Linked DNA regions of Homo sapiens: region 2 is linked to region 1. A link is a loop called in an ENCODE intact Hi-C map of the cell type or tissue named here. Cell type or tissue: endothelial cell of umbilical vein. All regions are shown on one strand. Links, peaks and the distances in the headings refer to the core of each region. The heading gives the core; the rest is flanking DNA.

Region 1 (15,769 bases), core at 3,293-11,292:
GGCCTGGTTCTCGTTTATCTTTTCCAGACAGCATTTAGGCCAATAAGGTCTTTGAAAGGAGGCAGCCCCAAAGCCCTCAGGCCGACACCTGAGGGCAGGGTCTCAAACAGCTGTGCTTGAAGAACCGGCAATCTTGCTTTTCCCACACGCAGCTGCACCTCTCCTGAGCGCTGCAGCTGATGGCTGTATAGTGACCACGGACTGCGTCCTCCTCACGAAGCTGCGCAACTTCTGCTAATGCTGCAACCCTGGCAAGACGAAATCCCCCTCCCTCTGGCTAGATCAGCCCAGCCTCCCCTCAGGGACCTTCCTGCCCCTCCCTACCCCTCCCTACCCCTAGGCCGCTCCCCCCTTCCTCTGTTGGGATCCGATCCTTGTTCGCTCTTGCAATCCCGCAGCCCGGAGTTTTGCCCCGTGCATTAAAACATGTTCTCTTTCATTTGCAGATTTAATAAACAAACGTAACCATATCACATGGAGCTCCACACTGTCCTTCTGAAAGCAATTCCGCTGTTGAAAACTGAAAAATGGGTGTAATTTGCTTTCAGAAAGTAATGTTAGGGTCACGGCAATTTCTCGGGCCGTTATTTATTTTTACTTTAAAGTCTTTAGGAAAGATTTGCTTATATGCTCGGAAAACTTCCAAATGCGCGAATACCAGCAATCCCGCTCGCCTTCAACGCGTGGGGTAAGGGGGGGTGGGGAACAATTACTGAGTGACGCTAATATGGGGAAACTGAAAAGAAATGTCGATTGTTTTTATTGTAATAGAAGGAGTGAGCAAACAGAAAAACCAACCCCGGGTGATCGGAAACAGGCAGGCGGAGAATTAAAAGCGGGTTTCAGACAGCAACAGGCCCCTCCCCTGCTCTCGCAAGGAGAAAGCGGGCGACGAGCGCTCGCAGCCCGTGGGGCTGATCCCACCTCCCGCAGGGCTCCGGTCGTGTCGCTGTCGGACCGCAGAACGCCGGGACGCATTTCCGAGCTCGGGCCCGACCCAACCCGCTGCCATTCTAGCTACCTAGTGGAGCCGCGGAGAGACTCTTGAACCGTGAGGCTCCTTGATGAGAAGGTGGAGAGGCTGCCGGGCTATTCTCCGAGCATCTTCCGGCCGAGCTCTGCTCCTCTCCGTGCGCTTGCGGCTTCTCCTTGGGCTAGCGCGTCCGCAGTCCCTCCAAGTCCAGGCCGCAGGTCAGTGTGCGGGCGCCTCCTGTCCTCCTCTCCCACCAGAGGACCCCTGAGGGCTGTCTCCATCCCCAATCCCCGCGACTGCTCCTTTTAGCCGCCATCCCCTCCCGCAGCGCAGATCCTGCAGGGGCCAGCGGTCCAGGGCGGACCCTCCCTCGCCCTGGGCGCGGGGCGAGCTTCTGGCTGTCACTTGCCGCTGCAGTTTCAGGGAAACTCAGCTGGCCGCTTACCCTGCAAGACGGGGACATAGCAGAGGGCCGAGTTCTGGAGAAGCTGGGCTTGTTTTTCTCTCTGCACCGCGCGCAATGCCCCAACTGACCCTGAAGGGTCTTGCCTTTACTGCATTTGCCCCCAGACGGCTAGAAGTCAATGCACTATGAAAATCCCAGTCCCGGACCTCGGACTCTGGCTGTCTTACAATCCCTGCAACTCCTCCGAGTGGACAAGAGGCGGGCACCGTCGCCTGGGCCTCGCTTGGGGGGGGGGGGTCCTGTCCCCAGCAGGGGGCAAGTTGGAGGAATCAGCTCCTTAATATTTTCTGCTAGCTCTGCTTGTCATAACTGCAACTCGGAATAGAACAACCTCTCTCCCGTGCATACGCACCCCCAACTCTCGCCCTATCCTCCCATCCACAGTCATCACTGACCTGTAGACCCGGAGGAGCAGGCTTCCGGGGGTCGGTCCAGGTTGGGGATACAGGGAGGGGTCCTCGCGTTCCGCACAACCTGTAGTGCTTGGGTCTGACTTCGGCAGCCCTCGGGTACAGTCTGCCGGGCTAGATTCCCGTTGCTTCTCCGCGTCTCTCCGCGGGCCGCTCTAGCGCCGGGAAGGGGGCGCCGCAGGTGACTGCCCGCGGCACTGGGACGGCTGACAGATTTATGGAGACTTCACAGCATCTGGCTGGGGTCCGCGAGGGCAGGGCGGAGTCCGGTCGATCCGATGCTGGGGTCTAAAGCTTCCCCAGCCACACGCCTGGGCCGAGTCGCCCCCAGAGTCCCCGGCCCCTGCTCCCCTTGGGCGGGTGTACACAAGGATCCGGCCAGCGCCGAGTGTACTGGTTCCTCCCACCCAGTGTAGCCCCCTCCTTCACACTCTCGGCCCGGCTTCCAGTCTCCCACTGAGTAAATATTTATCCAGAGAGCGAGTCGCCCCTCGGAGGAGGCCTCGACGCGGCTAGGGAAAGGCTTTTTGGCTTCTCCCTGGCCTGAGCCAGCTGCAGGCCTTACTGGTGTTTTGGTTTTGGTCTTAAATTTCTCCTTTTAGTCGAAATTCTTCCGATCTCTTTGAGATCTTCTGAGTCCAGAGTGAGCAGTGTAACCAGGCGGCAGACTCCAGCTGACCCTTGTTCTTGTTCTAGGTCCTGCATCCTTACATTCATCGGGACTGACCAGACCTTAGTGTTCTCTCTTTTCCTTCCTTCATCCTCTTTCTCTGCCTCAGATCCGTCGTCTCTCGGTCGGTCTCAGCGGGTCGCTGACTACCTCGCCCTAGCACTCGGTCCGCGCCCCGGGAAGGCTTCAGCATCACCCTCTTCTGCTGGGATCCCGCTGACCCTGTCTGCAGCTTCGGCTTCTCTTGCTCCCAGAGCGGGGTCTTCGGCTTGCCGCGGATACTTAGTGGCCCAAAACACCTAAAATTGACTCTTCCTGCGCTCTTGAGAATGCCAAGAGCACCCAGTACCTGCAACCGCCGGCATGAGTGGGGCCTGCGGGGAGCCGCCAGAGCTGCGGACAGGCCCCCTGCCCACTGAGTTGCTACCCCTGGCACGCCCAGGGGATCCGCAGCAGCTGAGGCCACATGGTCACAGCCAAGTTCAGCAGGTGGAAAGGGAGAGATGGCATTGAACCTATGTGAGAACTGGGAAGATGTGTGGCAGCTGAAGGAGTTGGTAGGAACAAGAGGGAGTTGTATGTTACCTCCATATAACCAGAGCTCTAAACCATATCAGTTTCTGAACCAGTCTAGGCTGGTGCTGCAGAACTGCTAAAGCTCTCGCAGAGTCCCCAGACCCCCCGCGGGACATGAGGTCTTGCCTGTTCGTATGCGAACATCCTTGTACCCGCCTAGCAGCCCTGCAGACTGCAAATTTTCCCTGGGTGCACGGAAGTAGAGCAGATTTGGCGCAGAGGTCGATACTCACTGCCTGTCTGTGAGGGGGGAGGAGGATTCCTTCCTGGTCAAGTTGCCGGGCATGTTCATTCCCTCCCGCAAGCCTAAGGCAGAGTCATAAGCTCCCCTACGATGCGGCAAAGTCTCAACTAATTTATCTACCAGCCTTAAGAAGGAGCTGCTGCTTCTAAAATCTTTAGATTTCCGAAGGCTCTCCTTGTGTAAAAATGCCAGGCGGTGCCACACGATGTCACCCAACAGGTATTGGAGGTCAGACCAGGCTGAAATTGCTATCAAGTCAAACTTCAAGAAGATTTTAAACATTTGAAACCAACCAACAAAAAGGGACAAGTTCAAGTATGTCTAGTTGTGGGATTTCCCCCAAGATTCCGATTCTAAAGAGTGGTGTTTTAGTTCATCTTTACCTTTCACATCCTCCATTCTGTTAGGTAATTTTGAATTTAGAGTGCATCCTAACCATAGAAGTGGGAATCTGGAGATCTGTTCCTTTGCAGAAGCATGGCTGATCATAGTTTTTTCCTGGGTTCTTGCAACTTACTGACCTGAGATCTGGGACCAGTCAGCTTCTCTGGGTGTAGACCGCAGCCACACACATCCCTGGGGACTGTTGGGGAAGCAGCCTGAATCCTGTGTGCACAAGGAGCCTTCTGGATTGTCAAGTAGCAGTAACAGAGTTCACGACCCCAAGCAGTACAAACTCCCAAATTCACGAAAATATTTCTCTTCTTGTTTATTATTTTGATTCACATTCTCCACAACCCTAACTGCAAATATTAATAACTTTGGCTGCAAAAAAGCATACGGTACACTTTAGATTAGACTTACAGTGAATAAAAGTGAAAATTCAGAAGTAGGCAGAACGACAGGGCCTCTGGAGCTTAATGGAAGACGAGGGAATTACATCCATGTGCAGCGTCGGTGTCCACTGTCTTGGGACTAAGTCTCTTTCATATTTAAACAAAACTCTTTCGAGAGGGCTCGCTGGTTTGGAGAACCCTCACAAACGCTGCCACCGAGGGCCAGGGGCCCAGGACAGTGGCTGAATGTGGCAGAGCCTTGGGCTCCGTAGTGAGTGCCCCACGCACTGGCAATTGGTCGACTTGGGGCTGTGCGCTAGCGTTAGCCGCCTGTGGTTCAGTTCCCCGCACACGGCGTGGCCCGTGCCTCGAGCCTGTGTGGCTAGTGGTTGGCCGGTCCACCTGGACTGGGGGGTCGCCGCAGGAAGCTGGCGGTAGGAGGAACCTCCCTGGCCTTAACAGTGGCCCCCACCTGTGGCTCGGGCTCCCCGCAACCTCCTGGTTTCTTTGGCCGGCCTATCTTCTCACACCTGCGCTCTCGCCACCTGGCATGGACTGAAGTGAGGTAGAATCGGCAGGTGACACAGATCCTCTCCTGACAGTCCCCAGAGGCCCGCATGACAGATTTTGCTAAGACAACTCCCTCACCCCTGTGCACGGTGGCGCCCGCCTCCCACCTATAGCCTTAACTTCAATTCTGAGATGTCCATCGTTCCCCGGAGGAGGTCTCCTCGGGCCCCTTCTCCCTTCGAGTCATTCACATTCAGACCAAACGCTTTCATTTGTTTATTCAGCATTTTACCAGCCTGATTTTGCTGTCTTTTTGTGCCGCTTCTGGGAAGATGTCAAACACCCATTTTCATTGTATTTAGTCACCCAGGTGGGGAGCTAGCCTGAAAGAGACAGCGGAAGGAGTTTCCTGGACTGCGCTGTCGCTCACCGACCCGCACCAATCACCATGCAGCTTGCCCTCGGACCCGCCCCTTTTAGGGCGTGTCCCCAGTGAGTGATAGACGGAGCCGCCCTGCCCTGCTCAGCCCAGCCCACGTTGCTGCTTAGATTGAAATGCAGAACTCAAGCCTCTTTCATCGGGGCACAGACTTCCTTTTACTTCTTCCTTTTGCCCTCTCGCCTCCTCCTCCTGGGAAGAAGCGGAGGCGCCGGCGGTCGGCCGGGATAGCAACAGGCCGGGCCACTGAGGCGGTGCGGAAAGTTTCTGTCTGGGAGTGCGGAACTGGGGCCGGGTTGGTGTACTGCTCGGAGCAATGGGTGAGTGGCGGCGGGGGACTCTGTCAGAGCCGGGAAGGGAGGGAGGGAGCGAGCGGGCAAGGGAGGGAGGGAGGGAGGGAGCGCGAGGGCGCGCGCCACTAGGCGCTCACATTCTCTATTGACTTTGCTCGTGTTCCTACAAGTTGTAGGAACACGCTAAGGGTCAGCGGCGCACAGCAGTTCAATGTGAACGCTGGCTACTGGGTGGCTGTTGATGCCATTTTCTGATTTTAAGAGAAGGGAGCTGTGGCATCAGCGAGCCCCTCAGCCCGAGTAGCAAACCAAGTTTTGTTTCACACGCGCGCACACATGCAAACAAAACAGGAAAAGAAAAGAAAAGAAAACAAACAACAACAAATAAAACACCCTCTAGCTTCCCCTAGACTTTGTTTAACTGGCCGGGTCTCCAGAAGGAACGCTGGGGATGGGATGGGTGGAGAGAGGGAGCGGCTCAAGGACTTTAGTGAGGAGCAGGCGAGAAGGAGCACGTTCAGGCGTCAAGACCGATTTCTCCCCCTGCTTCGGGAGACTTTTGAACGCTCGGAGAGGCCCGGCATCTCACCACTTTACTTGGCCGTAGGGGCCTCCGGCACGGCAGGAATGAGGGAGGGGGTCCGATTGGACAGTGACGGTTTGGGGCCGTTCGGCTATGTTCAGGGACCATATGGTTTGGGGACAGCCCCAGTAGTTAGTAGGGGACGGGTGCGTTCGCCCAGTCCCCGGATGCGTAGGGAGGCCCAGTGGCAGGCAGCTGTCCCAAGCAGCGGGTGCGCGTCCCTGCGCGCTGTGTGTTCATTTTGCAGAGCCAGCCTTCGGGGAGGTGAACCAGCTGGGAGGAGTGTTCGTGAACGGGAGGCCGCTGCCCAACGCCATCCGGCTTCGCATCGTGGAACTGGCCCAACTGGGCATCCGACCGTGTGACATCAGCCGCCAGCTACGGGTCTCGCACGGCTGCGTCAGCAAGATCCTGGCGCGATACAACGAGACGGGCTCGATCTTGCCAGGAGCCATCGGGGGCAGCAAGCCCCGGGTCACTACCCCCACCGTGGTGAAACACATCCGGACCTACAAGCAGAGAGACCCCGGCATCTTCGCCTGGGAGATCCGGGACCGCCTGCTGGCGGACGGCGTGTGCGACAAGTACAATGTGCCCTCCGTGAGCTCCATCAGCCGCATTCTGCGCAACAAGATCGGCAACTTGGCCCAGCAGGGTCATTACGACTCATACAAGCAGCACCAGCCGACGCCGCAGCCAGCGCTGCCCTACAACCACATCTACTCGTACCCCAGCCCTATCACGGCGGCGGCCGCCAAGGTGCCCACGCCACCCGGGGTGCCTGCCATCCCCGGTTCGGTGGCCATGCCGCGCACCTGGCCCTCCTCGCACTCCGTCACCGACATCCTGGGCATCCGCTCCATCACCGACCAAGGTAGGGGCTCAGAGGCTGGGCGTGTGGATGTGCAGCGTCTGCCCCCGCACTCTCGCGGAGGTCCCAGTATCTGCAGCCTCAGGGACACTGTCTTTCCCACCACCTGAGGCTTTTTCCTTTGGAAACGTAAGGAGTCTTCCTAGGGGGTGTTCTGATCTCATTAACTTGAAACTCATGCCCCTGGTTTCCTTGCCACACACAGTCTTCTGCCTCATCTCAAACTACCAGACCCATAACATCCCCCCATCCCCAACACATGGTTCGCATTTTCCACCCTCCCCCGCCTCTCGCGCCGAGGCAGCCTCAGCCCGGCTTGCTCACTTGGAGAGTGCGGCCGGGGCTGGACTTGGGGCGCAGCCCGGGAGGCCCGAGCCTGCTTGGGGCTGCCGGCTGCAGACTCCGCTGTGGGCAGAGCAGCTTGCTTGGGGATCACTACGGCCGGGAGAAGTCTGGCCGGGAGGAGTCCAGCACGCCTTGGAAATTGAAGTATTCTCCGATTCTGGTAATCAGGCCAAATTTGCTCAGGCAGGAAGTTCAAATGTCACCTAATTGGTTTCGTTCTTATGCTTCACTTCATTTTCCTCGGAAATGGAGGTCCCGAAGTTACTACTAGTAACTTGCATGTAACTCATTCCCAGACGAAGTCATATTCACATTCTCTCTCTCTCTCTTTCTCTCTCCATTCACTTTCTAACTTAACAGACTTCACTGTATATATCTTAGGAAGGGAAGTGGCATCAGCCACTGCAGTGATGGAGATAAAATGCAGGCAATTCCATGCTGTCCTTTTACTGTTCTTTTCAGTTTTCCCTGAGCCTGCCACTTTCCTTTGGGGTCCCCGGGTCCCCGGGTCCCCGAGAATGCAAGTGGATATCTATCTAGTTCCTGCATGTTTTAAGCAGTGCCACCCCACTGTTTCTTTCCTTTCTCACCCCTGACCTTGCCTAGTCCTAAGCGTCCTTTCTGCCTTGTCAGAAGGATTCCCCGAGCCCTCCTGCCCAGTCCGGCTTCCGCAGGAGACCTGAGTTTGTTTTCTTTTACTGAGTTTTTTTTTTTTTTTTTAAGGCGTTAACTTTTTTCTTGGTAGGGAGAAAAGAAAGTCTGAATGACCTAGATGCAGAATTTAAATAATGTGTAGATAGTCCACTTTCTTAATTTCTCAGCCTAAAGTTTTAAAAGTGTAGAGGAAAAATTAAATAGGAAAGGGGGAAATAGTTTCTTTAATTACTTCCTGCCTTTCTTGGTTGCCACCACATTGGCACAATTATCTTTTTAAGTAATTAAAGCAGGGCTCTGATTTCTCATCTTCTTGTTTTCTGACTGCAAGTTTACAAGAGCCCAGTTTTGTCTTATTTGGAGCTACTTGGAGCCATAGTTGGAGAGAGTTTGCCCTTGATTTATAGGATAAACTGACCTCACTGACATTTAAAGGAAGCCCCTGTTCATGGGAAAGTGTGAGATCAGCAGAAATGGGGGCTCACAGGGGGATCTCAATTTCTTAAGATAACTTCAAGCTTGTGCCCACCGACTGCCTTTTGTCTGGGAAGGCAAAGACAGACAGGCAGTTCTGGACCAAAACACAGTTTCCTGGTGCAAATGGGACTCAATCTAATTCTTGGGGGTGGTAGAGGAGGAGACATAGTGAAAAAAAAAAAAAAAAAAAAAGGCTGACAGAGTTTAAAAGAAAACTTTTCCTGCCTAGGGATCCTACCATCAGAGCAAATGTCAGTTGGGAAAGTATTGGAGAATGGAAAGGAGCAACTTTTCCTTTCAGATATTATTGTGATTTTGGATGCCAGCTTTAAACAACCCAGTTTGTGACACATTTGTGATTATAAAAATGATCATTTCTACAAAAATGCTCACTCTTTTAAAGCACTGTGTTAGATGGAAGTGTTTAAAATCAAGTTACAATGGCTTTGCCAAACCACTCCTCCACCCATAGGACCCAAAGACAAACATACATTGTTTGTAGCCTTCACATATCTCTTTGAAACTATACCTGGTCACTGAAAAATGCCAATAATTCAATATTCTCAACCCCAGGTATTATAGTAATTACTTTACACCATACAATTTTCTTTGCATCTCCACCAAGAACAGAAAGAATAACTGATGGCATTACACCTTAACACTTAATTTTACTTTCATTTTCTTAACCTATTTCATTTTCTCTTTCTTGTATATACATTTTTTAAACTCTTTCAGGAAAACCCTGCCACTAACACCCATGGCATGTATAGTGGTAATTGCAAGATTTATTTTTAAGTCATATGCACATATCACATATGTAATGTGTAGAGGTAGTGTATCAAGGGGAGCCCTATGCACACACAAAGCAGAAATCTGTGCATGTATATTTTGCACTGTATCGTGGGAATAATTTAGTTATTTGTTTGCAAAGGACAGTGCAGGTCTTTTTGTTCTCTATTGACATAAGTACCAGATCCCCACAGTGCAGTGAGCACCAGTGCAGGCACCCTTAGGTCAGACGCTCCTCTCTTTCTTTTCAGCCAGCCCCACTGCCAAATTGTTGTCAACCCCCAGTCGGCCTTGGGTTAAGAATGAGGAGGTGGAGAACGGCACGTGCAGCCTTAAGGGTTCCTTCTCCGATTTAGGTTTCTTCCACTCCTTTGCCCTGGGAGAGCAAAGGGGCGAAGGGAAATCAAAAACCGGTTGAAAAAGAAAAAAGTGTCTTCCCTCAGGCGTGGGTCAGAGAATTTGGAAAGGCCTACTCTGAGGGGAGTAAAACTTCACCAGGCCCTGGGCTGGAAGCACAGGAGGTCGCGGCTGGGCCCAGCGCCCTCGGGAGGCCAAGGGCAGGGAGCCGACCCAAGGTCTAAGCCCTCCAGCTCTCCGTCGCGGGTTTGGGTCCCGTCTCAAGAGTGGGGCGCGCGGGCTGGGCCTCCGGCCTGACACCCTCTCTTCTCTCCATCAGTGAGCGACAGCTCCCCCTACCACAGCCCCAAGGTGGAGGAGTGGAGCAGCCTGGGCCGCAACAACTTCCCCGCCGCCGCCCCGCACGCGGTGAACGGGTTGGAGAAGGGAGCCCTGGAGCAGGAAGCCAAGTACGGTCAGGTGAGGAGGCGAGGGTCAGGCCAGGTGGGCCGCGTGGCGGCGGGGATTTAGGCGATGGAACACTTTGTGATGGGTCCCTTTCTGAGCTTCCCGCGAGAGAAGCCCAGGCTGGCGTCCCTTTGCTGCTACGAGCCAGATCCTTCGTGGACTGGGGCGAAGCAGAGGCCTGAGCCTTGGAAGGCGGAGCTGGGGCCTCGACCCCCGCCAGGGGCCGGGAGCGCTCGTCAGGGCGCTGGGGGTCTGGGGCGGCAGCTCCCCGGGGCGAGGCTCTGGGAAGCGCCTCCAGGCCTGTCGGCCTCCGGGAGCTTGGGGAGGCGGCTCCCGAAGCCCTTTCGGCGGCTCTCGTTGGGGGTAGAGTTAACCAAAGAAGGCGCTTCTGAAGGGCCGAGCGGAGCAGCCCTGGGGCCTCAGAGCCGCGCCTTCACGCCCGCGAAACGCGCGCCCCGGGTCTCGGCCCCACGGTGCGACTGCGGCTGCGGGGTCCTCACGTTCGGACTTTCTCTCCGGTGGCTCTCGGACAAACACGCTTGGCCAATCCTGCGGAGAGGGGCACCCAGATAAACGTAACAAAGCTACCATTTTCTCGACTAAAGGTCACATTGTAATCTCCCAAGGAAGTTAGTGAGAAAACCTCAAATTATACGGACTGGCTGTGGACCGTTTAATTTTTCTTTCCCTCCGTCCCTCCCTCATGTCTCCAAAGGAAAATTTAAAACACTCGTGTTTTTATTTTCCCCCCGAGAAAAGCTAAACAACCACCACAACAAAAGCCCCAGATTTAAGTCTAAATTCATCACCGTCCTGGAGTCAAGAGTTCAAAACTCTCAAAAAACCGGACCTTAAGGCAATGTAAGGTTTCCCCAGCAGACCCCAGTAGGTTTGCAAATCTCTTAATCCCAAACTCAATTCCAAAGCCTCAAGCTATTCAGTTTTCCTTTTATTATTTTGAAGACTTAAAATTTTTAATGCTTTTTTGTCTGTCAAAATCAGCTTTTAAAATTAAGTGGAATTTGTTCCTCTTATTCACTTGAAAAAACATCTTAGTCATTATTTTCTGTAACAAATCCCATTTCCACTTCCTCTTCCCTCTCTTATTTTGTTGAAATAGAATCAGAATACATATTAGTGGCTCTCCAATGGCAAATAACACAGAAAATAGCAAGGAAAGAGAGCCCTTTTCCTTAGTCTGTTTCTACTGTGAAGAATGTCAATGAGAAATGATAAGGAAGTTTGTCATTTTCTTTTACTAAACGACCCACCCTTAATTCGTAATTTGCAAAGAAAAGGCAGAATAGTACAATGGTTAGGAGCTCCGATCTCTGGCTGTACGACTTCTTAGGAAAATATTTAATTTTTAGTCTCTATTTCTTCATCTTTAAAACAGGGAAATGATATTCCCAACCCAGAGATGTTATGAGTATTCAATGAGATAATGCAACCATATGGCACATAGTAAGCATTTATTAAGTATTGTCTGTGGTTCTAAGTGGCAGTTAAAAAGACACGTGTAAAAGTAAGTAATATTTATCAGAGTATACTTTGTTCTGAGAGACCATAGTCAAAAAGCTTCAAGAGATTTTGTTACAAACAATAGAAAGAGTGTATATAAAGCACCTACCATAGAAGCAAGCATTTAATAGGCGCTCAGTGCTTTTTATTAGGTCATCATTGATTGGAATAACATTGTGAAGTATAGAGTTGAAAAAGTTTCTAATTCCCACATGTCATTGATGAACCCAGTTTATATATCAAGCAGTCATAATCCCAAAAAAAACCCTTTATACTTATTATTTATTTATTTATTTTGAGACGGAGTCTAGCTCTGTCGCCAGGTTGGAGTGCAGTGGCGCGATCTCTACTTATTGCAGCCTCTGCCTCCCGGGTTCAAGCGGTTCTCCTGCCTCAGCCTCCTGAGTAGCTGGGATTACAGGCACGCGCCGCCACACCCACCTAATTTTTGTGTTTTTAGTAGAGAGAGGGTTTCACCATGTTGGCCTGGCTGGTCTTGATCTCCTGACCTCGTGATCCACCCACCTCGGCCTCCCAAAGTGCTGGGATTACAGGCGTGAGCCACCGTGCCGGCCAGTAATTTTTATTTTCTCTTCCTTGAATTATAGATCTAACATTGAAATTTGTTTGGAAATGCTTAATTTATAATACACTTCAAAACTAAACTGACAAATTATTTAAAATAAAAAATTTGAAGTTTTAAATAATTGATATTCTGATTATTAAAAATAGATTACATTTTATATACTAAATTTTAAATCACTAAATTATCACATTTATAAAAGAATATAATTTAAAGAAATAAGTAACCAAATAAATATTGCTCTAAATACTTAATAAGCTATTTTTTCCAGAATAAAAATATTTATATGAAACTTACATTTGCGAAGTTCTTAATTGCAATATGCTAATCTTCTGCATTGCAATGTATTTAATAGTTAGATAATTCAAATGATGTAAAATTTCAAAACCTGAAAAGTTTCTAAGAATAATATAAATTAGTGGCTACTCTATGATAATTATCAAAATAGTGCTTAATGTTGAAGATGTGCCAAGTTCAGCCGTGCCATTTTTCTGAGCAGTTTTGAACTTTAGACATTGATTTCATGTAAGGTTAAATTGCACATTAATACTTGTTTATAAACATACAAAGGTAAAGTGTTGCCCATATATGTGCATTTCTCTTACCAATATTCAAAGGGCAGATTTATTTTTAAAAGTTATTTTTCAAAATGGAATCAGCATATTTCAACCAAAATGTAAACTCTGGTAACACGTATTTTTCCCTCTGCTTATATTATGGACAATAACTTGAATGTCTTTGGCCAAAAAAAAGCTTTAAAATTTTTCCCACTTTCAGGGCATTTGTGATTGTTATTAAATAGTGCAAAATTATATGATACTAGTTTAATTTTATTATACAAAGAAGGAAATTGAGAATTCAGAATCATAGAGCTTAAAGCATATTTTTCTTGAGGACATCTGTAGAATTACCAAAGGGCTAAACTATGCAACTGAGTATAGATACTATTGATTACCATAATCTAGAGTTTCTATTTTCAGCTTAAACTGTAAAGACAGATGTCCTGATTCCTAGTAATTAAAACTGTATGCACATTTCAGCTATGCATATACCTATCTTTTGTCTTTGAAAATTCAGTGTAGAATATTCTAACTTGTCTTACATATTAATATTACATTGTAATTAATATTTTGCAGTGCCATTCAGAAGTCCTTATTGTCTCTGAGGATAGAATATTTATTTTGGCTTTTTTATACCCACAGTTAATATTGGGGCTAGAAGTACTTAATTCCATTTACTTCTGAATGGCAACAATGTTCTCTGCTTCCTGATGGCCGGTTCTCTTCTGTTGAAAGCATAAAACTCCAATGGAATAAAATTGAGTGGCCAAAAAACCTTATATAGAGAATCATAGGGACTGGAATACATTTGCCCTTTTAGGAAGTATTTCATGAATTAATGCCTCAATTTTATTCAAACTATATATAAATAATTGTATAGTTCTTGAAAAATTTTCTACAAATGGGCATACTGTCTCAAGAAAGATACATTGCATATCTGATACTCTAAAGTAATTGGAGTGACAGATTTATAAGCTTTGGGTATCTTCATTTTGGGGTTGCAGATATTAATTTGGCAAGTTTAATATAACACTAGCTACAGACTGAGATGTCAGAAATAGAGAATAGTCTATAAATACTTGAACTTTTTAAAAGTTCAGAATTAAGTTGTGAAAATAGTTGAATTTAAAGATATAATCTGAAATTCTTATGAAGCATTTACTTGCACATGCATTTGAAGTGAAGATAGTCTTCTAGAATCCTGAATGTGATTTTCTAGTGTATTATTTTAAAAACTGGCTGTCCTTGTGGATGTACTATTCTCAGGAAGATATAAATGATATTGCACTAAATTTGTCTTCATATTAAAGTTAATTTTTGTAAATAAGTTATGATTTATAGACAATGAAATCTTAGGCAAATGCCAGCAGAGTGTCTTTGAAATTCATAATGTTATCTGTTATGAAAAACATTCTTTGACCTGGTTACATTTTAACCAGTAGTATTTCAAAATAAAATTAATGATCATGTATCAGTAAAATGTATTGTATAAAATAGCAGGGAAAGGTAATTGCAAATTTTTCAAGGCTATGTCAATTTTAATAATATTTTGGAAAATTATAAAATTTAGAAAAGCTTTTAAATAGCGGCTTTCCATTTCTTAGAGACATTTACATCTACAATATGATAAGTAAGCATAATTAAGATCTTGTTGGATGAATGTTGAAACCATATTTATAACCATCATTTCATTTTGTCAGGTATGTTTTACTAGGTCATTGCATAATGCATTAAAAATGGAAGAATGACAGAAAAATGAGTTCACCAAAAAAGAGAAAATCTTGTTTATTTTCAGATCCAAAACTTTTTCTTGCTTATGATATCGAGGTTGAAATTCTAGGTGAAGCACATCTCTATTTGTGGCTAAATCTACTTTATTATAAAGCCAAGGTAAATTCATTTTATCATAAGAGGACCAGGTTGAACTGATAAGTGAAAGCAGATTGTGGGTAGAGGACCTGGCACTGTTATTTGCATTTATCTTCACGATAAATAATGTTGAGTAGACAATTCCCAGAATTTGAATAATGGTCTATAACCTCTAACTGCCAGACATTTGCCATACCAGTTTTATGGTGGTCACAAGTGTTTTGATACTAACGTATTTTCCTTTACTTGGAGGAGGGAGGATAAATGGAATAACCATAAATCAAGTAATAAATGGCTAGGTTAGAACTTCTGTTTACTTTTTTCAACAGCTTTATTCATTTTGCTTGCTTAAAGTGTAATGCTTGTTTTGTGATAAACGGTGCCTACATTTTTGCTTTGTTTTTTAAGCTACAGTGTCACATCTTTTGCTTTCACAAACCTATACTAACTTAAATATACATATGGTTGTGGAATGCTTATGATGTATCCTGTTTTGTGGGGATACAAGATGATTAAGGCAAGTCCCTGTCCTCAGACAGTTTACAATCTAGCCCTCTGCCAATACAGTTCCTCAACATATTCACCAAAGTTACTTTTAAAAAATTGGTAAATCTGTATTTTGAACATTTGGAACAAACGAAATTAAAACTTGTACTTTCATTCTTCTTGTGATAACCTTAACTAGAAGAACTACATTGCATCTTATATATTTTTTTCTAGACTATTTCCGTTAATGTCAGTGTGATGAAGTTGGTCTTTTCCTAAAAGTATTAAAACAAAGCAGTAACTTACTTTTTCTAGGGTATGCAATTTAGTCTATTTTGCTTTGTATTAGTAAATCTCCTTCTCAAATTTAGGTAGAAGATAGTTTGCTATAGAGAGCACCCTTGCACAGTTCTTTCAGGGGAAAGAATTCTCATGCCTTTCATGGAAGATCCACATGAGAAAGGAGTTGATGGATTGAAGTCTTATTTATGGAATCTTTAGGTAAAGTCATTTTCAAAAATGAGATTTCCATTACATGCCCATTGCTGGGGTTTCATTTGGAAAATTTGTTTACTCTTCCCTGGGGATTCCGTATGTTGGTTGATTTATAAATCATATTTACAATCCAATTAAATAGAGTAATTTAGCATGTTTGCTCCCACTATATTTATAGTGTAGATTTGGTAGTCTCTACTCAGCCTAACTAGCTTTTCAGATTAATTACATGCCCTTCACTGAAAACATTAAACCGATTTGGGACGTTTAAGTCATGTACTCTTTTACTGGAAAGAATAAACAAACATCAATGCTACCTGTAGTTGTTTTCCTTTGCGGTGGAAAATTTTACTTTTTCAGTGATTGCTTCATAAA
Region 2 (15,769 bases), core at 5,164-13,163, 380 kb after region 1:
AGTCTCTTGCTTGTACCTCTACATTCCCCAGCCCAGAAGTCTTCGCAGATCATTGATGTCAAATCATGTCCCTCCTTCTTCAGAATGCTGCCAGGAATCATCTCCCAAACTAAACCCATATGGCTCTACTCAACCAGAATCACTTCAACAATCCTGTTTGCACATTGACAGGAGAAATCGCTTGGGAAAATGGTTCTGTATGCTGCAGATGTTTATATTTTTCTGAAGATTCCTCTGCTTCTGTTCTTTTGTTCTTTCCTTTGCATTTTGCCCTTACTTAAACTTAAAGCTCCCTGTGGGTATGGAATAACTTTATACCCACATACTTTTTGTGTGTTTCTAAAGTTCTCAGTTCAGCGCTTATTGTGCTATGAGGAGAAGGATCAAGACAAATGACCACCTTACTGAACTGAAGTCTGAAATTGCTTTCCTGGCTGCCATGCCCTTTGATGTAGGGTAGCTAAACAGATCTTAAATGACACTCATTGTCCTTTGTTCTTATCTAAGCATACTGGTTACCTCCATGGGGCTCAGAGTTTCTGAGGTGACATAAGGTATACCTACCTTATATTTGTTGGTAGAAAAATGAAGAATAATAGGGTTGGCAAAATTATAACTTTTGAAAAATTTGTCTTTCTGCCTCTAGCCTCTCCTTCAGCATTTCTGAAAGTCCTCTCCCCTTTCCCAAACTCAGGTTATTATTTGCCTTCTTAATTTCTAACTCCTCCAAATAAAAACAGCAAAATGTGACATATTATTTCTACTTGAAAATTAATTTTCATGAATACATTCAGTCTTTTAAGAGTTTTCTGTTTTAACTCTTAAATTCCTATTTAAGGAATAGGAGTTTCCTATTATGAAATAAAAGTTTCTATCTCCTGATAGAGGAATTTGACACAAATTCAGGAAGTCAGAAGAACATTGTTGGGAGGTAAAGAGAGGGGGATAGTCTTTTCCTTGGCCCTAAAATTATGCTGCATTTAATTCCAATTTTGCAGAATATAGACTAAATCTGCTTTAGTTGTTAGGGGTGCTTTTCTTAGTAAGGGACTAGCGAGTATCTTCCTTCCCATTTTCCTTGATACCAAGATTCTTGTGCCTAAGATTTGCTGAAGCCTGACGTCCTGTGGCCCCAGCCGACCAGGGTCTCCTAGCCTGGGTCTTCTAGCCTCACTGTCATTCATCCACCTCCATCATCCCCGACACCATACAGGCCACATAGACAAAGGGATGCCCTTCCCCAGCCCCCTCTTTGCTCCTTCTAGAATGTCATGCATAATCACAGTATCCAAAGTTTTAGTTACTTCCAATACCCCAAACAATTGCATCTGACACCATCTTAGGAGCAGAGAACAGTTGCTAAGCAGCTATCAAGTAAGGAACAAGGATGGTACGGTGAGGGGTGGGTGCCACTGTCAGACAACCCTGTTGTTAGCAGATAGGATCCTGCCTTTTCGCCTAATCATTGACAGTATGTTGCAAAATACTGAAAGGCATTCATTGATGCAGCCTGTCTTATAAGCATTGTTTTTAACTGAGGTATAATTGACATGCAACAGACTGCATATATTTGAAACATACAAATTGAAAAATTTTTTGACATTTGTATACTCCTGTGAAAACATCATCACAATTCAAGATACTAATAAACATATTCATCACCCCCAAAATGTATTCATTCCCTTTAGTACATCCCACTCCCATTCCTGCTTCTCCCTAGGCAACCACTGATCAGCTTTTTGTCACTATAAATTAATTTTCATTTCCCTAAACTTTACATAAGTGGAATAATACAGTATATACTTTTTTGTCTGACTTCTTTCTCTGAGCATAATTGAGATTCATCTATGTTGTTGAAGGTATCACTACTGCATTTGTTTTATCACTGAGTAGTCTTTCATTGTATGGATGTGTCTATCAAGAGGCATTTATTGAGCCTCTTCTAAGTGGCAGGTACTGTGCTAGACACTGGAATATACAGTCACTAAAGGCTATGTGCCAGCCCTCAAGGATCTTATTTGGTGTTTAACACAGAGACAGATAAGTAACTTGACAATTACTGTAGAGCTTAATCTATGCCATGAGGGAGATAATCACGGAGGTTTGGGAGCCTTATTAAAGACCATGTAAATCAGACTTGAGGCTAAGCTTGAGGCAGGTTTTGGTGGATGAGTTGAAAGTAGTTACAGGGGGCTGGGCGCTGTGGCTCACGCCTGTAATCCCAATACTTTGGGAGGCCTAGGCTGGTGGATCACCTGAGGTCAGGAGTTCAAGATCAACCTGGCCAACATGATGAAACCCCATCTCTACTAAAAATATAAAAAAAAAATTAGCTGCGTGTGGTGGCAGGCACCTGTAATCCCAGCTACTCGGGAGGCAGGAGCAGGAGAATTGCTGGACCCCAGGAGGTGGAAGTTGCAGTGAACCAAGATTGAGCCACTGTACTCCAGCCTGGGCAACAGAGTGAGAATCCAAGAAGAAAGAAAAAAAGAAAAAGAAAAAGAAAAAGAAAGGGAGGAAGGGAGGAAGGGAGGGAGGGAGGGAGGGAGGAAGGAAGGAAGGAAGGAAAGAGAGAGAAAGAGGAAGGAAAGGAAGAAAGGAAGAGGGGAAGGAAGGAAGGAAGGAAGGAAGGAAAGAAAGAGAGAGAGAGAGAGAAAGAAAGAAAGAAAGAAAGAAAGAAAGAAAGAAAGAAAGAAAGAAAGAAAGAAAGAAAGAAAGAAAAGAAAAATTAGTTACAGGGTGAGGTCAAAGAGCTACCAGCAGTTCTATGTTGACTGGCATGGGTAGAGGGAGCTGACGAAGCTAGTGAGAAGGACCTTTCATGCTGGGTAAGAAGTGTAAATTATATCGTGAGACTTATTGAAGGCATCTAAATAATAATAAAAAATGACATAATTAAATTTACTTTTTCTGTGTAGAGTGAATTAGAAGAATACAAGACCAGAGACACCAACTAAGAGGCTAACAAAGTAGCCCAGATGAGAGGGGATAGAGCCTTAGACTCAGATGGTGGCTGTGGAGACTTGGAGACGTGGACAGATGAGAAAGAAAGTGACAGAGACAGGAAATAGAAATCTAAAAGTGATTGATAAATGTGTGGATGAGAAACAGGAAAAAGTTGCAAAGATTTCCATGTTTGAGGCTTGAGCAACTAGATAAATAGAAAATAGCTTAAGAAGTGAAAGTAGCTTTGAGGAAGATGATAAATTCATTCTAATATTGTGAGTTTGATGTTGTATGAGACATTCAGAGAAAAAAGTCCAGAATTTAGATGGATGTAACTGTGCAGGAGTTTAGAGATAATGATATACTTTTCCTCATATTTATAGGCTTGCAGGAGGAAGAAGATAGAGAGTGAAAAAGAATAAAAAGCTTAAAATTCAGTTTTTGGAAATGCTGCCTTTGTGGGGAAAAAGATAGCTCATATATCTTATCATATATTTAATTTTACTCCTTAATTTGTTTGCAAATTCCTGAAGGAAGGCAGTGGAGGGGATGTGCCTTAAACTTTCAGTAACCAAGTGCCTCTAACAGAGAAGGGGCTCAGAACTAATTCATTATTTGCATATTTGAACTTAAAAATATAATCAATCTGTATCTATAATTAGCCATCTGTTAAAATGACCCATGTGCATTATCAAAATGCTACAAAGCTGGGTGCAGTGGTGTATTCCCGTAGTGCCAGCACTCTGGAGCCTGAGGAGTGAGGATCACTTTGAACCCAAGAGTTCAAATCCAGTCTGAGCAACATATCAAGGCCCTGTCTCTAAAAAGAAAAAAAAAATGTTACAGCAATTGGTTTAGAAGTACCTGGGCATGACTTATCAGCAGCACATAGATGTGATCTATTTCTGTTGAGTAAGAGCAACAATTCCTAGTTACAGAACTTTCTAATATTTAACTAAATATATAAAAGAGAAGAGTGCCTCTAGTTGCAAATATAGTAATGTGTCTAGAGCAGAATCCATGACAGTCAAGTCCAGCCATGTGCTTAAATATGTAGCTAAACAAAAATTCAGACAGAACATCTTGCTGTTTCTGAACATGATGTAGAATTTAGCAGATGACAAGGTGGATACATTTTTGCTTAAATGATTAGGAACTCCAGTTCTCTCAATAGCACTTCCACAAAGACTAGGAAAGCCTTCCTAATCCAAATTAAATCTAAAGATTGTAAATATTATTCCATCTTTAAACTAGATTAACTTGAGGTAAATGGCTGTAAGGAGGTCAAGAAAGCTCCAATGAATCAATCCTCATTTTTCTCACCACATCAAGTGGAGAAGCTGTGATTTAAGCAATTTCTGCTAGGAAAAGTGCTTCCCGTGTAAGTTTTTTCCTCAATGATCTCTCTCCCATAATACATTACGGGGTAACCTTTACTTGCCATAGAAAAACAGACATGTGAATTTGATACTCTCAGCTTGTTTATATGTTTTTAAAGCTGGCGAGCAAACAGAGGGCAGAATGTGAAAATTTTTGCTTCTGCTGCCACATGGCTAGCTGGAAGCCGAGTTCAGGACATAGCAAACTTTCTATTTGGACTTCCAAGAACAGCAAAAATATTGAGTTATGTTGGGGAGGGGGAAATCTTTTATTTGATATCATCAAAATTGTTTCCAAAACACCCTCCAATTTCTTCTAAGTGGAGAACCTTGCAAATGAAATAAAAACAATAAACTTAATTTTACCGACTCCAAAAGATGTCTAACAATTTTCAAAGGAATTTCTTAGACTCTCCCATTTTCTTTTTTAAAATAGAAAATAACAGTGTAGTTTAAGATCCAGGCACATTTCCTGACTCTTTACAAAAATACTCTTTAGATATAACTTGATTTAAAAATTTAATATGTAAAATATGTCTGTAGAAGATAAATTACAAAGGTATTAATTGTATTAGAAAAGCATTCTTGACATTACAAGATTCATCAACATACTAATCTCTTCAGTGAACTTCTAAAAATCAATATATTAAAGTTTGGTTCACACAGTCTTTGGGAAAACATACCTATTGTGTAAACCAGGGCATGTGTGAATTTTTAAAACAACAATGGGTCCACGCTAACCAAGCTATCATTCTCTTACCTTTTCCATTACATATTCAATTTTCTCCTAACATACTGGAGCCTGCCAACTCTGTAACACCAGGTTAAATCTTTTTCCTGCACTCCTGGCCCATATACTAAACTCTTTATGAGACATCTCCACTTGTTGAGGCCATGGAAATCCAAATTTGATGCATTCAGGACAGACAGCATCACTCCATCTCCCAACCACTTCCTTTCCAATTGATTATTTCAGGAAACTGCTGAACCAGCCACCAGTGGCCCAAGTCAGGACCCCACTGGGGTCATTCTGAAATCCTCCCCACCTTCTGCCACAGACACAACGTAAGTTCTGTTGTTTCCACCTTCTTAATGTTGCTTAAATACATCCACATCTCTCCCTCTCCACCTTTCACCTAGTTCAGACAGGACCCATTTCCTCTATACAAATGTACAGCTAACTATCCAGTTGTACTCTTCTGTAATCCATCCCCCATATCACAGCCAATGATTTAAATGAAAACTGCAATTCTGAGCAAACCATTCCTGCTTCAATTCTTGAAGAACTCCCCAGAATAAGGCCAAACTCCTTAGCATGGTCCAAAAGACCGTTCAGGATATACCTGTTTTCATTCCTCCACACACTCCAGTCTGAGCTCCAATCATAAAGTGCTACCTGCAGTCCTCTGTGAGCCCTCCTTACTATCACCTCTGGGTTTTGGCAAGCACCATTTGTTCTGCCTAATATGATTCTGCCACCCTCTTAAACTTTCCCAGTTGCCTTTGCTTACTTGCATTTTATGGCTCTTTTTGGGCTACCATCTTGCAGGAAGCTTGCCCTAGTCTCCATCCCTTACAGATAGAAGACAGTGCCCCTCTCATGTGTTCTGGAAGTTCTCTGTACCTACAAAGACTGCAGCACTCATCATCCTTTCTTTATTCAAATTGCTTGGTCACTTCTCCCATTCTTTTTTTGTTTTGTTTTTAAGAGACAGGGTCTTGCGCTGTCTCCCAGGCTGGAGTGCAGTGACAATCATGGCTCACTGCAACATCGAATTCCTGGACTCAAGTGATCCTCCTGCCTCAGCCTCCCAAGTAGCTGGAACTACAGGTGTGCACCATCATGTCTGGCTACATTTTTTGTTTTTTGTTTTGTTTGTTTTATGTTTTTTTGTTTTTTTTTTTTTTTTTGGTGGAGACATGGTCTTTTTATTAATATATTGACCAGGCTGATCTCGAACTCCTAGCCTCAAATGATCCTCCCGCCTCGGCCTCTCAAAGTGCTGGGATTACAGGCTTGAGCCATCACACCCAGCCCTCTCAAGCTTCTTGAGAAAAGGAAGTGTGTCTTGCTTTCCATTACATCCCCAGCACCAAAAACAAAGTCTGGCACATAGTAGACACTCAAGCAGATAAAGGAACAAGTAAAAGTATGTAAAGTAACACAAGCCAAGGAAATTTTCCCCATTTTGTTATTAATAATATTTTTTAATGCTCAATGTGTTTGGCTTTCCTTTTTTAATAGCCTTATAATCTTAGGTTACCAATATATATAAAATTACATAAAAGAAAAGAAAAATACAAATATTTAGCTTACTTGTCTTATTTAAATGCAAACATAAGCATGTTTCTTCTCCTGAAAACTAATAGTGGACTATTCTTTCAAACTAAAGGTACTCTTATCTATTCATAGACATTTCAGTGCAAATACACTTTGATATGTAACAAAAAGGAAATCCTGAAAGATTATAGGTAAGCATATTTTAGGAATAATATCAATATTGAATGTACCACAGGAACTTCTGCCCCTCCTATAGGAACACTGGCTTTGTATAAAGTGATTGATCATTCTCTTTAGTTTTACAAACCTGAATTTTGATGTACATTATTGGGCTTTCTTAAGGTAGATACAGTCATGGAACACTAAAAACTAAGAAAGAGTTCAGGCTTGTGAAGAAAAGAAGGCTAAATTTGGAAGCTACATAATGAAGAATATTCTCCTAACCCTGTCTTGACTTAAATTAAGAAGTGATCTCCAACTTTTTTGGTTTCTAAATTTGTGGCAAAATTCCAAAACCTGAAGATTAAGGTATTAAATTGCCATTATTTCCTCCTGGACAAAATTGCTCTAGATCAATGTCTCCCCAACATTATTCCAACTGAAGAAATCTTTTCTCTTTTCAAAATATTTTAGTGGTGATCAATATACATATAAATGTAAAAACATTTTCTTTTGGAGATGAAAAAGGGAGACAGTCTGGTTTCCCACTCTCCTCTTCCCACCCATGCTCCTTCTAAAGTGCCAAGAATTCCACACACCATGACTTTAAAACCACTTGTCAGTGAGATCTGCAATGACCTCTTTCAAATCGAAAGTTACATGATTCTAAAATATATCAGTATTTCTGAGTATGCAGTTACCTAGAAAAGCAAGGCTAAACAGTGAACTCTCTATGTTGTAAATTTCTAGAGAATATGAAAAGTTTGTGGTGTAATACAGTACAGGTATGTTTTAAATGACTACAATTACGAAGGAGAGATTTCTGGACACTGTTATAGAATTAGTAGATCCTATAACATTTCTGTAATGATATTTTAAAAATCTATTACTTTCCATTATTTAAGGGACCCTGTGAGATCACATACAGTTGAATGAAAAGACAAACTGCTGGGGAAAAAAAACTTCACTAATATTTCAAAATTGGAAGTGAAAAGAGTAGGTTTCTTCGAGAACCACAAAGTAATGACAGGAACTCAGTTTCAAGAAAGCCCAAGACATTCAGCGACTCAAAGTAATGAGCTTAATTCTCCAAAGTCTCAAGCAGTTTCCACCCCAGGGTAACAAAAACAAGAACTCATGTTTGTTTGTGTTGCAGTCTCCGTTTGGACCTGGAAGGTCAGGCTCTGAACAGCCAGGCCATTGTTCAGCATCATTCATCCTGATCGGGGTCTAGCACCTGACAAGGAATTAGAAGTCTGGGTCCTCTATCTGATTTTGTGATTGACTCACTCCAGGGTTTTGAAGTCACAATTTCTCCACTCTAGAGCATCCATGAAATGATCTTTTCCTTCTGGATGATGGAGCAATTATGGAGACTATGTTGTCTCATAGTACTTGGGAATATGCTAAGCATGGTTGTGCTAATACTCTATTAACAATGTTTTTTGTTTCAATACATAAAAACAAGTTACCACCTTACTGAGGGATTATTCTGTGCCAGGACCTGTTTTCAGTGTTTTACATAAGTTAACTTGCAGAAGCCTCACGACAACCCTATTAGTGAGGAATATGATGATCCTCATTTTACAAATAAGGCCACAAAATCACAAAGAAGTTGAGCAACTTGCCCAAAGTCACAAAGCTGGGCAGGGGAACAGCCAGAACTCCAAGGCAGGCAATCTGCCTCAAGGGTTCTTGCTCTTCACCATGCTGCAATGCTCCCTCTTTGCCGACGCTCTCAAGCTTTCCCAGATCTAGTGCTATGAGGGGAAGGAATGGGAAGGCTAGAGCATATATGATCTCTTAATTGCCTACCTAATCAGATTAAGTAGGTCTGCTCTCACACAATCATGGAGTATGACATATATTAGCCTTATATTTCCTCCATCCCCCAAAGAAGGCTGTGACTGCTTCATGTGAAGCAGGTAGCTGGGCAGGGAAAGGATTAAGTAGCTTCAAAACGGCATTTTTAACTGAATTGGCCTATCTCTCAATATATATGTATTTAGAATAAAAATTGATTTGATTTGGAAATTTTGTTAAATACCACTCCCTACGGTCATGTTGATAATACTGTTAAATCCTGAACTTTCTGTTACTGATACTTTGCAATTAATATCAAAGTGTCAACAAGATAACAGCTTGAAAAGTGAAACCTGTTGCAGACATTCTCTGATCAAGTTTCCATGAAGCAGATGTTGGATTGATTTCTTAAACCCTGTATACACATTCATGATTGTGCTCTGCCCTTTTTTATTTCCTCCACCAATTAGAAGTTCTATCACCAGATTGTGCAGGATAGGGGATTTTTAGGTCCCAGCAGAAACAAGAAAACAATTAAAAGTGTGGTGGGTTGTGGAAGACAGCTGCAAATGTTGAACTGTTTCTACCCCACATAACACCCCTGGTTCCTTCTCCCCAAAGATCCTCTGAGTCTGTCTTAAATACAAACCAAACAGGACAATGGCATCCGGAACATTTGTCCTTTTCATAGTTTGTTTTAGAACATCACAGTTCAAAAGCCTCTAAGCAACTACTTAGTTGCACTGATCACAAAGAAATCTCTCACACAGACAGAACTATGAAACAATTTAACCGGAGTCTTCCTTCTGAGACTCCTACAACTTTTGAAAGTCACAATGAGTAAAAGGGTTTGGAGAGACATGGGGCTAAGGAAACACACATTGGTGGGGTTGTATTGATTCAAAACCAATCTGGACAGCAATTCACGTGAAATTTAAAAGGGTATACTGCACGCTGAAGGGAACATGGACTGGGTGTCAAGTCCAGATCCTCGGAACATGCAAATAAAACACTGCCCAGCATGTCTAAGACATGTTTTGAAATGTACATTTTGTACACTAACACAGGATAACAGATATGAATCAACTGCTGTGAAACCAGACCAAAGTTGGAAGTATGAGAGCAATAAGAAAAACATGACCTAAAGGGGCAATGTAGCAAACAGCAGACCATGGTCCATTTCCGGAACTTTGCTAAGAGGCAAAAGCAGGAGGTTCTGCCCCTGCTCCCCAAACCCAGATGGTAATGCAAAAGTAATTAAGTAAATGCTGAGTAATTCTTTATCAAACAGCACGATCATTCCAGAAACACATAAAGTATGTAACATAACAAGAACTATTAAATCAGTCCCAGCAGAGTTTTGAAACGAATCAGTAAAGAAGTTCACATTGATTAAAAACCAAAATGAGTCTTGGTGCATTTGACTTGTTTTGTCCCTAGAAAACAAAAGTGTTTTATCTATACCCACATGTTGTGACAGAAAACAAAACCTTTCTTGAATTTCATGCAAGGTAGATGTGATTTCCAATGTATCACCCACTCCATGCCATCCTCCAAGTTATCTTTAACAGGCTTATCAGGGAAAACAACAAGAACATATTAACAGCACAGAACTGTAGGTGTTGGATTTTATACCACTCATAAAAGGAATCTATACATGTAAATGTTTTTATTATATTTTTAGGAAGAAAAGCAAATTTTAAAATTAATGCAGAACCCATCACAGCTATCCAAAGAATGAAGATTCTTTCATGTTTTAGACAGAAAAATATTGTTCAAACGCTCCTTTCCAGGTCCATTCATGAAGCTCTTCCATTGTTTACAATGTTTGTGTACCCATTTAGGCTCATTTGAAAAATGACCACTATGTCCATTCCTCCCTCAACATATCTGAAAGGAAGCCAAGAAAAACGTTGAGAAAAAATGCCGCCTCCTGAGAATTCAGGAGAACAGTAACACATTTAGATTCTGCAAGATTAAGACAGACCCTACAAATACATATTCCTCCTAGTGGCCATGTCATTTTTCATATGCAAGACCACCACTTTCTAATAACAGATAGGTAGGAAATTACTGTCATCATAAACCGGGTTATGTATCTCAATCAACTGTTTCCTAAGGAAAGCTATGAGACTGGTGGAGGGGAAGAGGCAGTACCAAATTACTACGTCTTCCTGGTTTTGCAGTTAAAAAAAAAAAAATGTACCTCTACATTTTAAGGAGAAAGTGGCACCACCTAAATTGACCTACATTATTCAACAGATTCAAAAATGTAACTTGCCTATAACCTTAGAGATGTCATAAGCCTATGACATCTGACAGCTGGGAGGAGCCTATATTATAAATCTTTGCATAAAGGTCCAAAACTTTACTCTGGTGTTAAAGAGAAAGTACATACCTAAACTCTCTGAGTCAGCTTCCTCACCTGTAAAACATGGGTGAGCAAGTCTGTCTGATTGTTCTTGAGAGAATCAAGGGAGCTAATGTATAGTGAGCACTGAACCTTTTGCAGACTTGAAATTCAAAGGGAGCCTTGGATTTAGCCACTGAGACCAATAACTAGAGCAGACTAGTTTTGCCAAAGACTTTTAGTTTTGCCAAAGCAGGCTTAACTTCAAATAATGTGTCATGTTCTAATCTCATAGACTAGTTATACTCAACTCTGACTCACCTGTGGGGGGTTTGCTTTTGTTTCTGTTTCTTAATACAATGCTGAACTACTTCTCCTGCTCCCACCCAAAACCTTGTGAATCAGAAGCTACAGGAGGTAAGGTAATCTTGATTTATTTGTTTTTAATCTTCACAGAAGATTATGAAGCAGCCAGAGTTAAGAACTACTCACATAGCCTTGAAATGTCCTTGAAATGTTCTTGAAATTCCAATATTTCTTGAAATTCCAATATTTCAATACATAGTAAATGAATGAATCACGTCAGTAAGTTTCACCAAAAACATAAAATAAAATGAACAAAAAAGACTGAGAGCCATCACAGATCAAGAATGACATACTGACTGGGCACGGTGGCTCACACAGCACTTTGGCAGGCCAAGGTGGGAGGATGGCTTGAGCCCAGAGGAGTTCAAGACCAGCCTGGGCAACATGGTGAGACCCCATCTCTACAAAAATTAAAAATTCGCTGGGCATGGTGGTGTGTGCCTACAGTCCTAGCAATTAGGGAGGCAGAAGTGGGAGGATTACTTGAGCCCAGGGGGTCGAGGCTGCAGTGAGCTGTGATCACACCACTGCACTCCAGCCTGGGCAACAGAGGAAGACCCTGTTTCAAAAAGGAAAGGAATAACATATCATAGAATTATGAAAATAATTATTAAAAGGTACACACTTCAGACTGATGTTGTACAATAGATATATAATGAGACCCACATATGTAAGTCCATATTTGTAATTCTGAATTTTCTAGTAGCCACACTAAAAAAAGAAATAGGTGAAATTAATTTTAAAAATATATTTTATTTAATGTAATGTATCCAAAATATTATCACTTCAACAACTATTAAAATTATTAGTGAGACATTTTACATTCTTGTTTTACACAAAGTATTCAAAATCTGGCATGTATTTACACTTAAAGCACAGCTCAATTTGGACAAGCAACAAGTCCAGTGGTCAATAGCCACATATAGCTAATGGCTACTATATTGGACAGTACAGCTATAGACTGTAATATATACATGTGTACCTGTGAATATAGTGCCGGATATTTTTATAACACCTGAAAAGACTACACTAATATAATTTTGCATACTTCTACAACAGCAACATGGACTGGCTGTCATATGAAGTAATAAAGGCAATCACTATTTCCAAAAGCTGCTACTGGGCAGGACTGCAGTACTTTGCCTTTAGTGTGAAGTGTGTTCAAAATTATTTATGAGTGCAAAAATGCTATACCTTAAGTGAAGTGTTTCAAAATTAATATCCATAAATAAGAACATTAAACACACACACATATTTGTGTTGTGTTTGTGTACTCCATACATGGCATTTTCTATCTAATACAGTAAGTAATAGTAAAATAAACATTGATTCTCATAGGAAATCGGGTATCTTTCATGTATACTCATGTATACAGTAAGTAACTCAACCTGATAAATAACATAATTATCTGGGGATGCAGCACACAGAGTTGAGCAGTTTTGCATGCACAAGAGGCTGAGTGGGGGCTGAAAGCCATTTCTCTCTCTGCTTACCAAGTGGGTGGGGTACCTTGGATTCTTCCAACTCATCAGCCTAGAGGGACACTTTTTTTCTAATAGAGCAAAACAGTACCACGTATTCTAGTGAATGTCATGAGCCTTGGAAGTGCAAGGAGTTTTATTAGAATGCGTTCATTTGAGTAAAAATAGATGACAGATCTGGCCCATTCTCCATATCTTCCAAGCCAAAGTCATCTCTTCCTTGCTAATACTCAACAATGCAAAACTTTGAAATAATAACCAAGTACTTCTCAGATCCAAGGTAGTTCTACAAAATTATTAACTTGAAGCCTCTACTAGTGAAAAGTTTGAATGGCCCACTCCCTGGGCATAAAGCGAATAATAATTTCAGTTTTCCTAACAACAACAAAAAAAAGCAGGTTTTCTACTTATGTGCCTGGTTTTCAAAGTACATTGATTTCATTTCAGACAATAGCACAGAATATTTACTTTTCAGGTTAATACATCTAAAATAACTACATCTTACACCACAGTTACTCTCAATCAATTTACCCTACTCTATCTTTTTCCATTGGCCTTAGTGCTATCTTAAATGACTTTGTTCATGTATTAGTTTACATCATTAATATCAAAGATCTCCAATTGTATATAAGCTCCATGAGGAAAGGACTTTGCCTATTGTTCACTGTTTTATTCTCACTCCATAAGTCTAAGCACCGCATAAATATTTTTAAAAGTAAGTTTCTGAAGAAGTATTCCAGAATTCTAAATCTCAAAATATCTATCATTAAAGAATACCTGAGGGAGAAGGGGCAGAAGGAATATTGTTTGTGACAGACTAGGGGCTTGGAACAGCATGACTGGTTCTGGAAACTACAAATGGGAAACGTGACTCATGAATGTACTGGCTTCAGTGCAAGGAGAGGGAAGAACTCATTTCACAGCTACAAGACAATACTAGAAATAGCCTATCATTTACAAAAAGTTTTTCATTTAAGGGTAGATTAATTCACCCAGACTGAACTCCTAGGCTATGGTGACCTATTCTTACCTATTCAATCAGAATATGTAAGAAACAGATGGCACAGGCAACTTGGGCAATTGGAAAAGAGTTTAACAAAGGGACTATTTACAAATATGGTGCAGGGTTGAAGGAAACCAACAGTGGCTACTTCAATACCGAGGGATGAGCAAAGCATTTCCCACCCCTGAATCTAAAAGGGCAAGAAAGGGCCAGAGCTCTGCAAGGACAGTCATATGGAAAAGGCCACCTGGTAGTTGCTGTGGTCTTTGTCCAAGGGACACAAAGAAACCTGTGTGACCAGGTAGGGAGAGAGCCAGTGGAAAATACTCTGACCTCATTGTCCTTCCACCTGCCTGATCTCCCACCAGGGCCTTCCTATTGGTTGAACTTAACTGGAAGCCAGAGAGCAAGGGAACTCACTGAGCAGTCCAGACGGCAGCCGGCGGGCACACAAAGCAGCCTGGAGAGGAGTGAAGAGTGGACCCGAAGGGCCCGAGCACATCCTGTGGAATTGAAATGCAGTGTGAAAAGGTGGTTTGCTTTACACTGTGGCTTTATGTTCCAATCTTAGGTTAAAACCATGATTTGAATTATTTAAACACACAGTTGTTGCTGCTGCATTCAAAAAGGCAAGTTATATGCATAATAAATTTCCCTTAATAGGATAAAAGCGGAATTCACAGCATTAAAGTACAGTTCTCTTAAAGCATTTAAATGAAGAACTAAAGAAATGTGATCCAGGGATGCAAGTATTTTTTATCATCTAACTTGAAAAGAGACAGTTATAGAAGATTGAAAAATCGATAGTATAAACTTTAGGCCTGTAGGTCCAAACCGGGCTATGCAACACAACCAGCTGAAGAGTATTTAAAACTGCAGGCTCCTGGATGCACCCAGCTGGACCCCACTGACTCTTAAGGGAAGGGGCATAGAAATTGATGACACAGATTTTGGAACTAATGTTTTAGAATTTCCCTTTTAAATGTTAAATATCTTTGTTCTTTTAACAGTGTTTTTATTTTTGCATGCTTCTTTCTGTGCTGTTTTAAATTAAGTATTCATCTCAATCATTTTTTAATTCAAATTTTGAAAACCAATCAGCAAAATAATTAATAACCATGTACATTTAATAAAAGACTTATCAACATAAACTTTTTTTTTCCCCCCGAGACAGAGTCTTACTCTGTCTCCCAGACTGGAGTGCAGTAGCGCAATCTGAGCTCACTGCAACCTCAGCCTCCCAGGTTCAAGCGATTCTTGTGCCTCAGCCTCCAGAGTAGCTGGAATTACTGGCACACTACACCATGCCAGGCTAATTTTTGTATTTTAGTAGAGATGGGGTTTCACCATGTTGGCCAGACTGATTTCGAACTCCTGGCCTCAAGTGATCCACCTGCTTCGGCCTCCAAAAGTGTTAAGATTACAGGTATGAGCCTTTGCATCTGGCCAACACAAGCCTAATTTTAAGATTATTTGTCCTTTATATAATCTAAGAAGATTTCAATATACGATTTTTGACAGCTTTATTGAAGCATAATCACATAGAATAAACTGCAAATCAATATATCTGTTTTATTTTGAGATAGAAAAAAGTCCTTTGAGTGTATGAGCAAAAAGACCAAGTGACTTATAATGAACATAAAATTGAATTGTTGTTAGGCTTTTCAATAGCAATGTTTTATATCCTATGAAAATAGAGTAACATTTAAGATACTAAAGGAAAAGAGATGAGAACCAAGGATTTTGTATAGAGCCTAACAGACTCAAGTATGAAAGCCACCAATAAGCCATTACTGACATATAAGAATTCAGGAACTATTGCTTCCATGAGCTTTTGCAGAGGAATCTATTAGAGAACAAGTTTCATGCAATCAAAATTACTAGAGAGACATCAACTTGTGATGAACATTAAATATGAGGCTATTTTTAGAACTAAGACCAAATAAGAGTTAAAAGGGCAGGTTAAAAGGAAAGAAAGGTTAAATGCTATATAATGTATAT

The links. Peaks named below come from ENCODE experiments on the same cell type or tissue, not always from the same donor. Only the 100,000 strongest peaks of a DNase experiment are listed, where the experiment ranks them.
Region 2: it touches region 1 in a loop (4-fold over the local background); 2 of 110 quality-filtered maps call a loop at or near these places.

The regions. Positions count from the first base shown.
Region 1 is chr14:36,656,710-36,672,478 of GRCh38, forward strand. It overlaps PAX9 (paired box 9), which reads left to right and starts at 5,151. Exons shown (of 4, transcript NM_001372076.1): 1 at 5,151-5,384; 2 at 6,188-6,814; 3 at 9,753-9,892. The coding sequence starts at 5,381. It overlaps LOC105370455 (a long non-coding RNA gene), which reads right to left and starts at 2,040. Exons shown (of 2, transcript XR_943758.3): 1 at 1,835-2,040. RefSeq lists enhancers at 1-188, 5,619-6,130, 6,131-6,640, 6,641-7,151, a promoter at 3,885-5,082 and a cis regulatory region at 4,342-4,854. In endothelial cell of umbilical vein, for the core only: CTCF peaks have their summits at 6,290 and 6,550; a DNase peak (open chromatin) is centred at 5,102; H3K4me3 peaks cover 1,693 bases; H3K27me3 peaks cover 7,071 bases.
Region 2 is chr14:37,037,722-37,053,490 of GRCh38, forward strand. The region is part of intron 1 of SLC25A21 (solute carrier family 25 member 21); the gene reads right to left. Among named protein-coding and RNA genes, the nearest start is that of MIR4503, 93 kb to the left of the region's middle. In endothelial cell of umbilical vein, for the core only: no CTCF peak of the experiment used is centred there; DNase peaks (open chromatin) are centred at 7,960, 9,670 and 10,490; H3K27ac peaks cover 1,749 bases.